Regions from separate parts of the Homo sapiens genome. Here region 1 is linked to region 2. The links are chromatin loops, found by intact Hi-C in ENCODE. Cell type or tissue: Calu3. All regions are shown on one strand. Links, peaks and the distances in the headings refer to the core of each region. The heading gives the core; the rest is flanking DNA.

Evidence for each region. A loop is a pair of places that touch in the nucleus more often than their neighbours do. Peaks named below come from ENCODE experiments on the same cell type or tissue, not always from the same donor. Only the 100,000 strongest peaks of a DNase experiment are listed, where the experiment ranks them.
Region 1: it touches region 2 in a loop (20-fold over the local background); 64 of 110 quality-filtered maps call a loop at or near these places.

The regions. Positions count from the first base shown.
Region 1 is chr12:6,732,049-6,739,870 of GRCh38, reverse strand. No RefSeq gene overlaps it. Among named protein-coding and RNA genes, the nearest start is that of COPS7A, 12 kb to the right of the region's middle. In Calu3, for the core only: no CTCF peak of the experiment used is centred there; a DNase peak (open chromatin) is centred at 3,990.
Region 2 is chr12:6,821,939-6,828,603 of GRCh38, reverse strand. It overlaps GPR162 (G protein-coupled receptor 162), which reads right to left. Exons shown (of 5, transcript NM_019858.2): 2 at 3,839-5,136; 3 at 2,931-3,120; 4 at 2,251-2,408; 5 at 1,183-1,951. The coding sequence starts at 4,705. The coding sequence ends at 1,400. P3H3 (prolyl 3-hydroxylase 3) reads right to left here and starts at 197. Exons shown (of 15, transcript NM_014262.5): 1 at 1-197. The coding sequence starts at 163. RefSeq lists an enhancer at 972-1,540. In Calu3, for the core only: a CTCF peak has its summit at 2,814 (motif pointing right); a DNase peak (open chromatin) is centred at 2,833.

The DNA of each region.
Region 1 (7,822 bases), core at 2,815-5,314, 90 kb after region 2:
TGTTAGCCAGGACGGTCTCGATCTCGTGATCCACCTGCCTCGGCTTCCCAAAGTGCTGAGATTACAGGTGTGAGCCACCGCGCCCGGCAATATTTCTATTATTTATTATTTATTTTGTTTGTTCTGTTTGTAATTTCTCTGTCTCCATTTTCCAGCCTTGTATTGGTTTACTTGAATGTTATTTAGTATTCCATTTTAATTTATGTACAGATTTTTTTCACCCAGTAAATCTCTGTATCATTTTCTTTTCTTTTTCTTCATTTTTTGAGTCGGAGTCTCGCTCTGTCGCCCAGGCTGGAGTGCAGTGGTGTGATCTCGGCTCTCTGGAAGCTTCGCCTCCTGAGTTCACGCCATTCTCCTGCCTCAGCCTCCCGAGTAGCTGGAACTACAGGAGCCCGCCACCACGCCCGGCTATTTTTTTGTATTTTTAGTAGAGACGCGTTTTCACCGTGTTAGCCAGGATGGTCTTGATCTCCTGACCTCGTGATCCGCCCGCCTCGACCTCCCAAAGTGCTGGGATTACAGGCTTGAACCACCGCGCCCGGCTTTTTGTTTTGTTTTTTGTTTTTGAAACGGAGTCTTGCTCTGTCGCCCAGGCTGGAGTGCAGAGGCGCGATCTCGGCTCTCTGCAAACTTAGGCTCACTGCAACCTCCGCCTCCCGGGCTCAAGTGATTCTCCTGCCTCAGCCTGCCGATTAGCTGGGACTACAGGCGCCCACCACCATGCCCAGCGAATTTTTTTTTTTTTTTTTTTTTTGAGACAGAGTCTCGCTCCTGTCGCCCAGGCTGGAGTGCAGTGGCGCGATCTTGGCTCACTGCAAGCTCCGCCTGCCGCGTTCACGCCATTCTCCTGCCTCAGCCTCCCAAGTAGCTGGGACTACAGGCGCCCGCCACCACGCCCGGCTAATTTTTTTTTTTTTTTTTTTTTTTGTATTTTTAGTAGAGACGGGGTTTCACCGTGTTAGCCAGGATGGTCTCGATCTCCTGACCTCGTGATCTGCCCGCCTCCGCCTCCCAAAGTGCTGGGATTACAGCCGTGAGCCACCGCGCCAGGCCTAATTTTTGTATTTTTAGTAGAGACAGGGTTTCACCCTGTTGGCCAGGATGATCTCGATCTCTTGACCTCGTGATCTGCCCACCTTGGCTTCCCAAAGTGTTTGGATTACAGGCATGAGCCACCGCGCCTGGCTTTCTTTTCTTTAGTGGTCGCTCTAGGACAGGCATTGGTGACATCTCGCCTCACTGCAACCTCTGCCACCTGGGTTCAGGCAATTCTCCTGCCTTGGCCTCCTGAAAAGCTGGGATTACAGGCGCCTGCCACCTCGCCTGGCTAATTTTTGTAGTTTTGGTGGAGGCGGACTTTCACCATTTTGGCCAATCTGTTCTTGAACTCCTGACCTCGTGATCCACCCGCCTCGGCCTCCCAAAGTGCTGGGATTATAGGCAAGAGTCACTACACTGGGCCGGCAAACTTTTTCTGTAAAGGGCCAGATACAATAAATATGATGAGCTTTGTCAGCCATACAATGTGTGTTGCAACACCCAAATCTGATGCTGTAGTGCAAAAGCAACCATACATGATATGCAATGAATGAGGTGTAACTACAGTCCAACAAAACTGTATTTACAAAAACAGGCAGTGGGCTGGATTTGGCCTGTGGAATATGGTTTACTAACCCTTACTATGGGGATTACAAAATACATACTTTTCACAATCAGAGTTTTTTTCTACCACTTCAAGTTAAATGTAGAAATTTTACCACAACATAGCTCCCTTTACTGTCTCATCTCGTAGTTCTCATATGTGTTACTATAAATGACAAACACCACATACTACAAATACTGAAACTCCACATACTAAACGCTAAAAATGCTTAGTTCTAGGTGAATTTATCTATTGATTTTTAATTTTTGAGACAGGGTTTCACTCCTGTTGCCCAGACTAGAATGCAATGGCACAATCTTGGCTCACTGCAACCTCTACCTCCCAGGCTCAAGCAATTCTCCTGCCTTAGCCTCCCAAGTAGCTGGGACTACAGGCACAGGCCACCATGCCCCACTAATTTTTTTTGTATTTTTTATAGCGGCGAAGTTTCACCATGTTGCCTAGGCTAGTCTAGAACTCCTAGGCTGAAGAGATCTGCCCATCTCAGCCTCCCAAAGTGCTGAGATTATAGGTGTGAGTCACCACACCTAGCCTTCTAGGTGAATTTATTTATTTCTTGAGACGGAGTTTCACTCTTCTTGCCCAGGCTGGAGTGCAATGGCGCGATCTCAGCTCACTGCAACCTCTACCTCCAGGTTCAAACAGTTCTCCTGCCTCAGCCTCCCAAGTAGCTGGGATTACAGGCATGCACCACCACGCCCGGCTAATTTTTGTGTTTTTAGTAGAGACAGGGTTTCACCATGTTGGCCAGGCTGGTCTCCAACTCCTGACCTCAAGTGTTCCGCCCGCCTTAGCCTCCCAAAGTGCTGGGATTACAGGCGTGAGCCGCGGTGCATGGCTCTAGGTGAATTTATAATTGTTTTAAAATTATATTTAGAGAATTCCCTCTTGAGACAAACATCAAATTTATGATTTTCTTTCAGCTGTCATAAACATTTTAAAGAACTTAAGAGGAGAAAAATAATCTATTATATTTACCATTGCTGCTGCTCTTCATCCTTAATGTTCCGTGTTTCCTTTGGTGTCATTTCTCTTCTGCCTAAAGAACTTCCTTTAGGATTTTACAGCGGGTTTTCCGGTGACAAATTCTTATTTTCCTTCACCTGAGAATATCTTTATTTCACATTCATTCCTGAGCAATATTTTCACTGGATATAGGATTTTGAGTTAATTCCCTTAAGCCCCTTAAAAGTATCATTCTAGTTCCACCTGACTTTCATAGTTTCTGACGAAAAATGTGCAGTCATTTGAGTCATTTTTATCCTGTGTGAAAAGCACTGTTTTTCTGAATGCTTGTGGGACTTTTTTCTTTGTCTTTAACCTTCGGCAATTTTATTCTGATGTGTCCAGATATGGATTTTTTTTTTTTTTTTTGAGACAGAGTCTAGCTCTATCACTCAGGCTGGAGTGCAGTTGGCTTGATCTCGGTTCACTGCAACTTCCACCTCCCAGGTTCAAGTGATTCTCCTGCCTCAGTCTTCCAAGTAGCTCGGACTACAGGCATGTGCCACCACGCTGGCTATGGACATGGATTTGAGTATATCTTGTTTGCTATCCACCAAACTTTTTGAATCTGTCTTTGTCTTTTGCCAGGTTTGGGAAGTTTTTGTTTTTGTTTTTGTTTTTGAGACAGAGTCTCGCTGTTGTCACCCAGGCTGGGGGAGTGCAATGGCACAATCTCAGCTCACTGTAACCTCCACCTCCCAGGTTGAAGCGATTCTCCTGCCTCAGCCTCCCAAGTAGCTGAGATTACAGGTGCCTGCCACCACGCCTGGCTAATTTTTGTATTTTTAGTAAAGGTGGGGTTTCACCATGTTGGCCAGGCTAGTCTCGAACTCCTGACCTCAGGTGAATGGTCCAGCTCAGCTTCCCAAAGTGCTGGAATTACAGGCGTGAGCCACCACATCCGGCCTAGTTATTGCTATTTTCTGTTTGGTTCTTTATATCTTCCATTTCTTTGCTAAGACTTTCTTTACATTTGTTTCAAAAGCATTCTCCCTTTCTTCTTCCTGCATGGTTAGACTGCTTGCAGCATTTGCTTTAAATTCCAACACTTCTGCCTCCTTGGGGTTGGCTGTCTTTTCCCTGGAGAGTTATTTGTATGCTGAGTCACCTTAAATCATACTCTGGATATTTTGAATATTATGGTTTGAGGCTCTGGGTCTTGTTAAAATCTTAAGGAGCATGTTGAACATGTTGAATGGTAATTTGTTTTAGCAGGTAATCAGGTTCAGGCAGCAAGTTTTGACCTGCCTTTTTGGCACTGTGGTTTCAATGTCGGTTTTATTTTAAAAGTGTTTGCAGTGCTATTTGGATCAGGCCGGCTCGGGTGCCACCCAGTGGCCAGTCAGACCTGGACAGTGATCCATTCTGTAATTCAGTTCACAAAGCCTTAGGTAGGCTGTTCAGGGACAGATCTACGCTTGCACAGCTCAGAGCTTAGCCCAGGAGTTCATAAACTTTTACGGGATTGTTCTCTTGATTTTCCTCCCGTGTCTCTCTGACATTTTTTGGGCCCCTGGGGCTTCCCTCTCCATTCCCATATGATCGTGCCACTGTACTCCAGCCTGGGTGACAGAGCAAGACATGGTCTCAAAAGCAAAATAAAACAAAAAACAAGATGTATTTGCCAATTGACTGATAAATGAACAGTAAGTATAGGATTGTCTATCTTGCCCCATTCCCCAAATTATGCATTTCCTATTGAGGGACAGGCAGCGGGTCACAGAATGAAGCCTTTCTGCCTGCAGGCCTTTATCCCACTATTCTTCCCATCCAAGATGCTCGCCCTCTCTTTCATCAGGCTAATTCCTACTTGGGCTTCTAGTTTCAGTTTAAAGGTCATGTCCTTGGAGGCTTTTCTGACCCCAAGCAAGATGTAGATCCCAGTTAAATGCTTTCGTGTCACCCAATACTTCTTAAAGTACTTATCACACTTGTAATATATAACCATGTACTTAAGAACCTCAAAGGACAAGTTTCTCTTGCTCTCTTGCCCTGTACTCAAAAGTTTCACTTTTCCCTTCTCTCTCAGACGGTGACCTTGGGCCCCCTTACATGTCTTCCAAGGCCCTGCAGTAGCCTTTTCAGAGCCCTTGCAGAGCTGAGTCAATGAGGGTGATGAGGGCACATTTCCAGTTCACACCCCGGAGGTTCTAATTCAATAGAAAAGGGTGGAAGTGGGGTCCAGGAATGCACATTTTCAGAAGCTCCCCTGATGATTTTGATGCTGGTGGCCCAGAAAAACTGCCTGTGATAGGCAGCTTCTAACATGGTTTCCAATGATTCCTGCTTGCTGACAGCCACACCCTGTGTAACCTTCACCCCTTGAGTATAGACTGGACCTGGTAACTGGTAAAAGTGAGGTAATGTCACTTCCATGATTAAGTAACAAAAGACTGTGACTTCATCTTGCTGGTGTTGTCTTTCTGGCTCTTGCTGTGATGGAGAAGGCTACCTCGGTGGCCTCTGGCCAACAGTCAATCAGGAAACGAGGTCCCCGGTCCAACCATCTGTGAAGTAGTGAATCCTGCTGACAACCACCGAGCGAGCTGGGAAGCAAATCCTCCCCAGTTGAACCCTGAGAGGACTATGGCCCTAGCTAACACCTTGACTCCAGTCTTGTGAGAAACCTAAGCAGAAAACTAAGCTCAGCCGTGCCGATTCCTTACCCACAGAAACAGATCATATTTATATGTTGTTTTAAGGCATGGTTTTAGGGTAATCTATTACGTAGTAATAGATAACTGTTGTGACCAGCCCTAAAATCATCCAAGATCACTATCCAGTAAGGATCAGCACGTGAGTGTGCAAGTGGATGACACGATTCTTGGTTAGGAAGATTCTCCTGGTGCCCTGGGCCTGGTTACACATGGAATCCCTAAATCCTGAACCCAATTTCGCAGTCAAAAACTGATCCTCACCAGCACCCAAATAATCTACTGTCCTTTCCCCATGCCTTCACAGCCAAGACCCTTCTTTCTGTGAATCAAAGGCAAATGGCATTTGTCTTTGTCCCATAACCTTGGGATGTGAATGGTTTCCCCTCCCTCTTTGGGTGAAGTCAGGCAGTCCCAGCCTAGGCCACATTGGACTTGAGAGCCATTCTTAAAGGCTAGAATAAGGGAGGCCTGGGAAGTTATGGCACCATTAGCCGGGACCAGCTTACACGTAAAGGTGATACTAAGTTTCAAAGGAAAATTGGAGCACGGGCAGGGGTGGCAGGACAGGCTCAAAGCACCAGGAGTTAGCAGCTTTTACACACTGGCGGGCGTGGGAAGAAGGGGTTTATTTCAGAGGCAGAGACTGAGAATCAAGTCTTGCTTGTCTAGGGAAAAGCTGAGAAGCTAAGAGTTTCAACTCCTGAAATGGGGCTCCCTAGACTGGTTTCGTTAAGTGACTGCCCCGCTCAAGACAACAAGCTTACCTAGCCAATTTGTAATCAAAAACCTAGGATCTGGCCGGACGTCGTGGCTCACGCCTGTAATCTCAGCACTTTGGGAGGCTCAGGCAAGCGGATCACCTGAGATCGGGAGTTCGAGACCAGCCTGACCAACACGGAGAAACCCTGTCTCTACTAAAAATACAAAAATTAGCTGGGCATGGTGGCACATGCCTGTAATCCCCGCTACTCGGGAGGCTGAGGCAGGAGAATCACTTCAACCCAGGAGACGGAGGTTACAGTGAACCGAGATTGTGCCATTGCACTCCAGCCTGGGCAACAAGTGCGAAACTTCGTCTCAAAAACAAAAAACAAAAAACAAAAAACAAAAAACAATGCAACAATGCAGGATCCCACTCCCACCTTTTTTTTTTTTTTTTTTTTTTTGAGATGGAGTTTCGCTGTGTCGCCAGGCTGGAGTGCAGTGTTGCCATCTTGGCTCACTGCAACCTCTGCCTCCTGGGTTCGAGCAATTCTCCTGCCTCAGCCTCCCGAGCAGCTGGGATTACAGGCAAGCACCACCACGCCCGGCTAATTTTTGTATTTTTAGTAGAGATGGGGTTTCACCATGTTGGCCAGAAAGGTCTTGATCTCTTGACCTCGTGATCTGCCCGCCTCGGCCTCCCAAAGTACTGGGATTACAGGCATGAGCCACCATGCCCAGCCCCTACTCCCACTTTCTAATTCCATGACTGATAGCTTTAGGACCAATGAAGAGTGGTCTATCCTAAATCTCCACCTAAAGAACATCACAAGCTCTGGGGAGCAGCTGTCAACCCCAGGACCCTCAGAAGGCAACCACTTCACATGCAAATGAAGGCTCAACTGTCCACTAGAGCTCTCCAAATCTAGGGAGTCCATGGCAGCACTCTAGGCCATGGATTCTGATCCTTCTAGCACACTCCCTGGAGAGCTCTAGTGGACAGAGGACAGAAGTCCAATGGCTTCTTCTTGCCACAGATCTGACAGTTCTGTGTGGTTCTGATGTGAAAATTCAAGTTCATTACCAACTCTTTCCCTTATAATTCTATGAGGTGGGAGGACATAGTCTGAACTCAAGCTCCTTGAGAGCAGAAACAGCGGCCATCATTTGTATGTCCAGTGCCTTTCAGTAAGTATCCACTACTTTTTTTTTTTTGAGACGGAGCTCATTCTGTCGCCCAGATTGGAGTGCAGTGGCACGATCTCGGCTCCCTGCAACCTCCGCCTCCCGGGTTCACACCATTCTCCTGCCTCAGTCTCCCAAGTAGCTGGGACTACAGGTGCTCGCCACCATGCCCGGCTATTTTTTTTGTATTTTTAGTAGAGATGGGGTTTCACTGTGTTAGCCAGGATGGTCTCAATCTCCTGACCTCATGATCCACCCGCCTTGACCTCCCAAAGTGCTGGGATTAGAGGCGTGAGCCACCGCGCCCGGCCTTTTTTTTTTTTTTGAGATGGAGTCTCACTCTGTCACTCAGGCTGGAGTGCATGATCTCGGCTCACTGCAACCTCCACCTTCCAGGTTCGAGCGATTCTCCTGCCTCAGCCTCCTTAGGGGATTATGGGCATGAGCCACCACACCCAGCTAATTTTTTTGCATTTTTAGTAGAGATGGGTTTCACCATGTTGGCCAGGTTGGTCTCACACTCCTGACCTCAAGTGATACGCCCGCCCTGGCCTCCCAACATGCTGGGATTACGGTCGTGAGCCACTGCACCCAGCCATATCCATTA
Region 2 (6,665 bases), core at 1,686-4,185:
GCGCCCAAGCCCCGGCCGCGTAGGCGCGCAGCCCGTCAGCGTAGAGCAAGTCGGGGGCCTGCGGGGGCGCCCCCGGGGACAGCTGGGTCAGGCCGGGGGGCTCAGGGGACCCCGGGGGAGGCAGCAGCAGCAGTAGCAGCAGCGGCCGGAGGAGCCGGAGCATGATGTCGGAGCCGCCGGCAGCCGAGGGGAAATGCGGGAGCCGAGAGGGAGGGAGAGGAAAGGGGGGAAGGGGAGGGAGGGGGAGGAAGGAGAGATGGAGAGGCGGAGGGAGAGGGAGAAATAATGAGGGAGGCCGAGAGAGAGAGAGAGAGAGAAGATGGGGCTGAGACCCGATGGTGGGAGAGGCCCATGTGAAAAGATGGAGAGAGAAGAGTGCTGAGTGGACAAAGCTGGTCTAGTGTGGAATAAGAGGGAGAAACTGGGAGGAGGAGGGCAAAAGGCGGGAACTGGAGCAGGCCTGGGCATCCATGAAGGATGACTTCAGCCCCAGCGGTGACTTCAGCCCCTGAGGTCTGGGGGTAACTACTGGGGCTGTGTTCCCTCCACACACACGCTTCTGGGTCCAGAAAAAGGAGTGTGGACGCCGATCCCCCCCTCGCCCCCCCCCACCCCCCCACACTCATCCACCCCTGCACTCCCACCCCCCCACACTCATCCACCCCTGCACTCCCACCCCCCCCACACACTCATCCACCCCTGCACTCCCCCACACACACACTCATCCACCCCTGCACTCCCACCCCCGCCCACACACACACTCATCCACCCCTGCACTCCTTTGGAGAAAGAGCTTTAAAATGCAGCAAGGAGGAGGTGTCCAGGCCCGGGACACTGCATCAGCCCCAAAACCTTTCCTGCCCATAAAGTGAGCCCCTGCATGGATTTGAGGTTAGAAGGAGAGTTGGGCACTGGGGCTGGAGCCACGCTCTAAAACCACCTCAACAAATCTGAACAGAGATCCTTCATACCCCAACCAACGAAGATGTGTGTCCTCAAGCCCCGCCCCCAGCAGGATATGCTCCTCCCAGCCTTCCCTGTGCGAGGCTGCCTGGTGGAGCATGTGATCATTTCTCCATGTGTCCTTCTGTGCCTCTGTCTGCTGCCCCTGCTCTGTCGTGTCCCCTGTGAGCCACTCCACCCTCCAAGCCCCTTTCCACCGCAGTACACTGGACACTGAGGTTTCCATGGCAACACTTCAGACTTTAATACATATTGCTAGGGGTGATGGAAGCTGAGTAGGGCATCTGGTCACTTGGATGGGAGAGAGCAGGGCCTTCTGAGCCCCAAATCTAGCGCCCGTCTCCCCAGAGTCTGGAGGCAGCTGCCCTACTCTCGGCCAGAATGAGGTGTTACTCACTCAGGCTTTCTCCTCTGAGTTCAGCAGGCCTGCTTGGGCTCACAGGGTCAGCTGGGGAAAGATGGGGTTGCCTGGGCCCCAGGATCCTCCCCAAGCCCTTGCACTTTCTTCACCCCCCGTCAGGGAGCAGCGTCTCCCTGCGCTTAGTCCCAAAGGAAGTCCAACGGCTCTGCTCTCAGGGGACCCAAGGGAGAGTCGGCGGGGTGAGAGGCCCAGTGGCCGGGGCCGACGAGGAGAGTGCCCTGGTGAGGCAGTCGGAGAAGGCAGAGGTGTCTCATCGATGAAGGTGGTGATCTCCTCCCGGAAGAAGCCAGGACCCCGTGGGGGTCCCCCACCTGACCCCAGAACCCCACTCTCCAAGAATTGGCGAAGGCTGGCCAGCCCCCCACCTTCAGCCTCTTCCTCGTCCTCCTCGTCCTCCAACCTGTGTCTTTGTCCCAGGTACTCAGGAGGACCCCCGAGGGCCCGGCTCTGGGCTGGGAGGACCCGGATGTCATCAGAGGATGACCACTTGTGCAGGAAGGAGCCTGGTTCCCGAGGGGTAGAGAAGATGTTTGTCTCATCATGGGACAGACGCCGGGATAGGGGGACCTGGGAAGAGGAGCGGGTAAGACCTGAAGGTGCTGCAGGGACAGAGGCAGAGGCAGGAACCAAGTGGGGACTCCGGAAGATGGTGCCACCTTCTTAACCTTCAAAACGTTTGCTCCGGTGGGCAAACCTGGCCCCACGAGGTCTGAAGGGATGCCTCTCTTGCTATAGCTTTCTTTCACCCAGCTCTATGGTGCCCTGAAAGCCAGGGCTAGGGAAGAGGGGATTGGGGTGCCTAACAGACACTGGAGAAAAGTGATGAGCGGCACCAAGGGTAGGAGATGTATCCCCCAGTTCCATACCTGTAAGTAGTGGACTCTCTCAAGAGGAGGGAAGAGCATGTGCCTTCCAGGCAGCAGCTTCACCTGGGCGGGGTCCCGGCTCCCTGGTCCTGTGGCTCCGTTAGCATCAAAGCGAACTTTGCAAACTCGGCCCTCTGCATAGTCGTCACAGCCCCCATCTAGGAGAGAAAATGGGCAGAGTGGTTACAGGTAGGGAATGCCTACCGCGGCCTCCCACCACTGCCTTTATAAGCTCCCAGAGACCCCTTTAGTTCCCATTAGCATGTATGTTCCAAGAGGACAGTGAGAGTGGCTAGCATTTGCTGCGTTCAGTGCTAAATCCTGAGTGGAGTGCTTCATACATATAGATGAAGTTATTGAAACAATTGCCTGCACTCCCCCAAGAGCCGTCCCTATAGCTGGGGGGCCTCTCTCGGGAAGCTCAGGTTCCCCATAGTGCCAGAGCTGGGCAGTGTGGGTTTCTGGAGGGGAGCCTAGGCCCAGTGAAGGGAGCCCTGAGTGCTGCGGGAAGCAGTGAGTGGACAGCAGGGTGCCTGCTTAGGGAAAGGGGAGCCCAGGGTGGTGCAGATTCTGTCCAGTAGGGGGCACTCCAGGGCAGCCCATCCTCTGGCTGAGAAGGAGCGGCAGAAAAGGGAATAGACAGATGTCCAGGAAAGCCAAAGCCCAGCCCCTCCTCTGACCGTCATCTCCATCCTCCTCAGACATGATGGCCACGCATTGCTCCCACACTGTGCGCACGTCGGCGCGGTAGCGCTCGCAGGACCAGATGAAGGAGGGCAGCAGCAGCGTCTGTGCCATGGAGCACCACAGCACAGCCAGCACCATCCAGGGGGGCGCCGAGTCCGACTTGAGGGAGAAGAAGCTCACCACCTGGGGAAGGGTGGGAGCGGGCTGGGTCAGGGCCAGAGCTGAGGAGCCCACCTGAACCCCATATCCTAGTGCAGCTGGTGGGCAAGACGTCAGAAGTAATGCCTGATCCCTGTGCTCCAACAGAGGCGAAGCCGGAGGTGGAGATGGAGTGAACAGAGGGAAGGGACTGACTCAGAGGAAGGTCGGGGAGAGTGCTGGAGACAAAGCCCTGCGGTCAGGAGGGAGAGGAACAGAGGTGGACCAGGAACCGTAGAGACAGACAGGAACCCAGGAACAGTGACTAGATGGGGTGGTGGGGTGAGCCCTGTGGGATTTCCAGCCAAGAGTGCTCAGAGACCATGTGGCAGCCCGAGGGAAGGAGGGAATGGAGAGTGGAGCCCAGCGGCTGGATGAGAGGTCTGCGGCTGAACCGTGGAGCTGCAGGATGGATGACGGAGCTGGAGGACAGGTCGTGGAACTGAAGGACGGTGATGGAGCTGAGGAGTGGGAACTGAAGCAGATGCTGGAGCTGGGGTAAACAGGGTAGTGGGAACTAAAAGACAGATGATCAAGATGGGGGCCACAAATGGAGTGGGGGATGGACAGAGGAGAGGAAGATGGATGATGGAACTGGAGGAGAGATGACGGAGCTGCTGTATGGCTGATGAAGTTGGAGGTCAGGTGATGATGCTGGGGCCTGGATATTGGGGAGAACAGGTGGGGAGGACCCCGATCTCACCAAGATGGGCACCCCTGTGAGTGAGTCATAGAGAAAGACGATGGCGCTGACCAAGTTGGTGACCTGCAGGGATGTCTTGGCAGACTCCGAGCCATCCAGCGAGGACCGCCGCTTCCCTCGGGCATCCTCCACCACAATGGCTGGTACCTCAAAAGCTGGCCGGGTACCCAAGGCCCCTGGCCCACCCGCTTTGGTCCCCCCACCACCCCCCACTCTCCGGGCCTGCCGAGCCCTCCGGGGCCGGGCCCACAGTGTCTGGTAGAAGGTGATGGCCACACAGACCAGACCCATGACAATTCCCCCAAGTAGCAAGAGGCTGAAGCAAACGCCAAAGCCGAGGCCGATCTTGGAGACTATGAACTGGCAGCCGCGGGCATAGTAGCGCTCGCCGTTGTTGTGCCAGCCAATGGAGGGCAGTGTGGAGAGGATGAAGCTGACCATCCAGATGCCCATGACGGCATGCAGTGCCTGCTTCTTGGCGTTGCTGAGGCGGTAGTTGACGGGCCAGCGCACCATCCACATGCGATGGTAGGAGAGGGAGGCGACCGTGAAGCAGGTGGCCAGCGCCAGGGTGTAGTAGGTGGACACGAAGACCTTGCAGATACTCTCGTTCCAGTCATAGTCGGAGGAAGCCTGACGACGCAGCTGCACCACGGCAAAGGTGGTGAGGGGCACAGCTGCCATGAGTATGTGTGTGCCCGCTAGGAAGCAGAGCAGCAGCTCCAGTGGCTTGTGCTTCTGCTGCTTGGCCGAGATGCTGAGGATGATCCAGGCATTGGCCAGCAGCGCCAGGAGCCCACAGGCCAGCCAGGACAATGCGTTGGAGCGCAGGGAGGCCTCCTCTGCCCCCGCCCCGCCCCGAGCCATCCTATCCTCAGCCCCCCACCCCCTTGAGCTCTGTGGGGGTGGGGGCTAGGTCTCACCCAGGAGCCCCACTCACAAACACTCCCATGATCCCCACAATCCTCGCCCTGTCAGCAGGCAGGCTGCCCCCAGGCTCACCCCAGTGCTCAGCATTGCATGATGGACCCAGCTGAGGGCAGATGTAGAGGGCAGGGGAGGAGACTGAGGGTCAGCAGAGGCAATCCTCAGCTTTCATACTGGGCGGGGCCTTCCTTAAGCATCCCTGCAATTGATGGGGCAGGCAAGCTGGCTACTTTCCCAACTATGAGGCTGGCTGGGGGGTTCTGGTCCCCATGCTGGGACTTCCAGGTCTCTTTTGCCTCTGGTTCTTGACCAGTCAGGAATCTTCTGGATGCCCCAGGGATTTGGGGGTGGGGCTCAGCCCCCTGGACAGGCTGCAAGGGAAAGATGAGATGTGGGAGGGAGAGGGCAAAGGTAGGGCCTGGGCTGGTCTCCAATCAGCCTCCTGTGCCCCCTTTCTTGAAACTATAGGCATGACTGATTACTAAGGCCCTGAGGGTCATTCAGAACATTCCTTTGCCTTAACTCTGACAGCTAAACACCCCACACAGATGAGAGCCGCACTCTTCCAGACCTCTAGGGAAGAAGGTATTCCCACCTCCCTGTCTCCTTTAGCCCTTCCTCCTCCCGCTGGAACTCCCAGGTTCCTTCTTAGAACATCCCCTGCTCAGCACTACTCCACCCCTATCTTCAAGTCCCTAAATGTCTCTTCAGAACTACTGATGGGAGACACAAGACTGGTTTCCTCTTGAGGGTTCACAGTGAACTGGGATATGGCATCACAGCCTTCCTCCCCTACCTGCCGGTCTCCTGGATGCAGGGGTCTTGGTGCTTAGCCCCTACTTCCCCAAACCTGGGTGATCACCCTCCAGCTACCCATATCTGGGAAAATGGGAGAAAGGAGTCTGGGACCGAAGGGGGTGCTAGGGAACCTGAAGGCGGGGAAACCGCTGACATCAGAAGCATCCAGAAATGGAAAGAGGGGGAACTAGGGAGAAGGAGGAGAGTTTGAGCAGAAGAGAAAGAGGGGGCAAAGTGGTAGTATCTGAAAATAGCAGGAAAAGCTCAAACCCCCTGGAGAGGAGGCTTTGGAGGGAGGAGGGACTGGAGGAGGGAGGGAGGGAGGGAGCAGGGAATAGGAGGCTGAGAAGAAAAGCCAAATGTTCAATAAGGTGCTGACTCCCCGTGGGGAGACCTTGACTCTTCCTCCCTGGCCCAGAGCCTCAGTTTCCCTCTCATGGGAGGAAGGATGGTCCCAGTTTTAGTGCGTGATGCTGAGCTTCAGTGAGCCCTGGGAAGGGGGGTAAGGGAATCGGGTGAAACCCTGAACAGAGTGGGGCTGTAAGGAAGCACATAATGGCTTTAGGGTAAGTGGGGTAAAAATGGGGCACAGCAGTGAAAGGGTCTGTTTCCCATGGAAGCAGCTCAGACCCTTGCTTTCCCCAAGAGGTCCTGGTCCACCCCCACCCTTGGCTTCCCTCCGGAGCCCAGTACACCCTAGTTGCCATGGCAATGGCCAGCCAGAGGGAGGTGGAGGGACTTGGCCAAGAGCAGCCCCCAGTGTCCTCTCCTACAGCCCTGGACCCCTTCCCACCCACCTCCACCCAGGCCCAGCTGGTGGGCTCAGGATGAAAGAGATAGGGAGTCAGAGAGGGAAGGAGGCAGGAAAGATGTGAAGGACAGAGAGAGGGAGGTGAAGGACAGGGAGAGATCAGAGGAAGGTGGGAAGGGGGATCTGGGAGGTTCCCTGGCCGACGGGGTCCCTCGCCCTTTGGGGTGAAGGGGTAAGGTCAGGCGGCTCCTCCCTCCTGTCCCCCTCCAGGTTCTCCAGGGCAGAAACAGCAGGTGGCTGGGGAGGAGGGGCCGGCCTAGGGGAGAGGAGGCAGCTTGAGGGGGAAAGGGA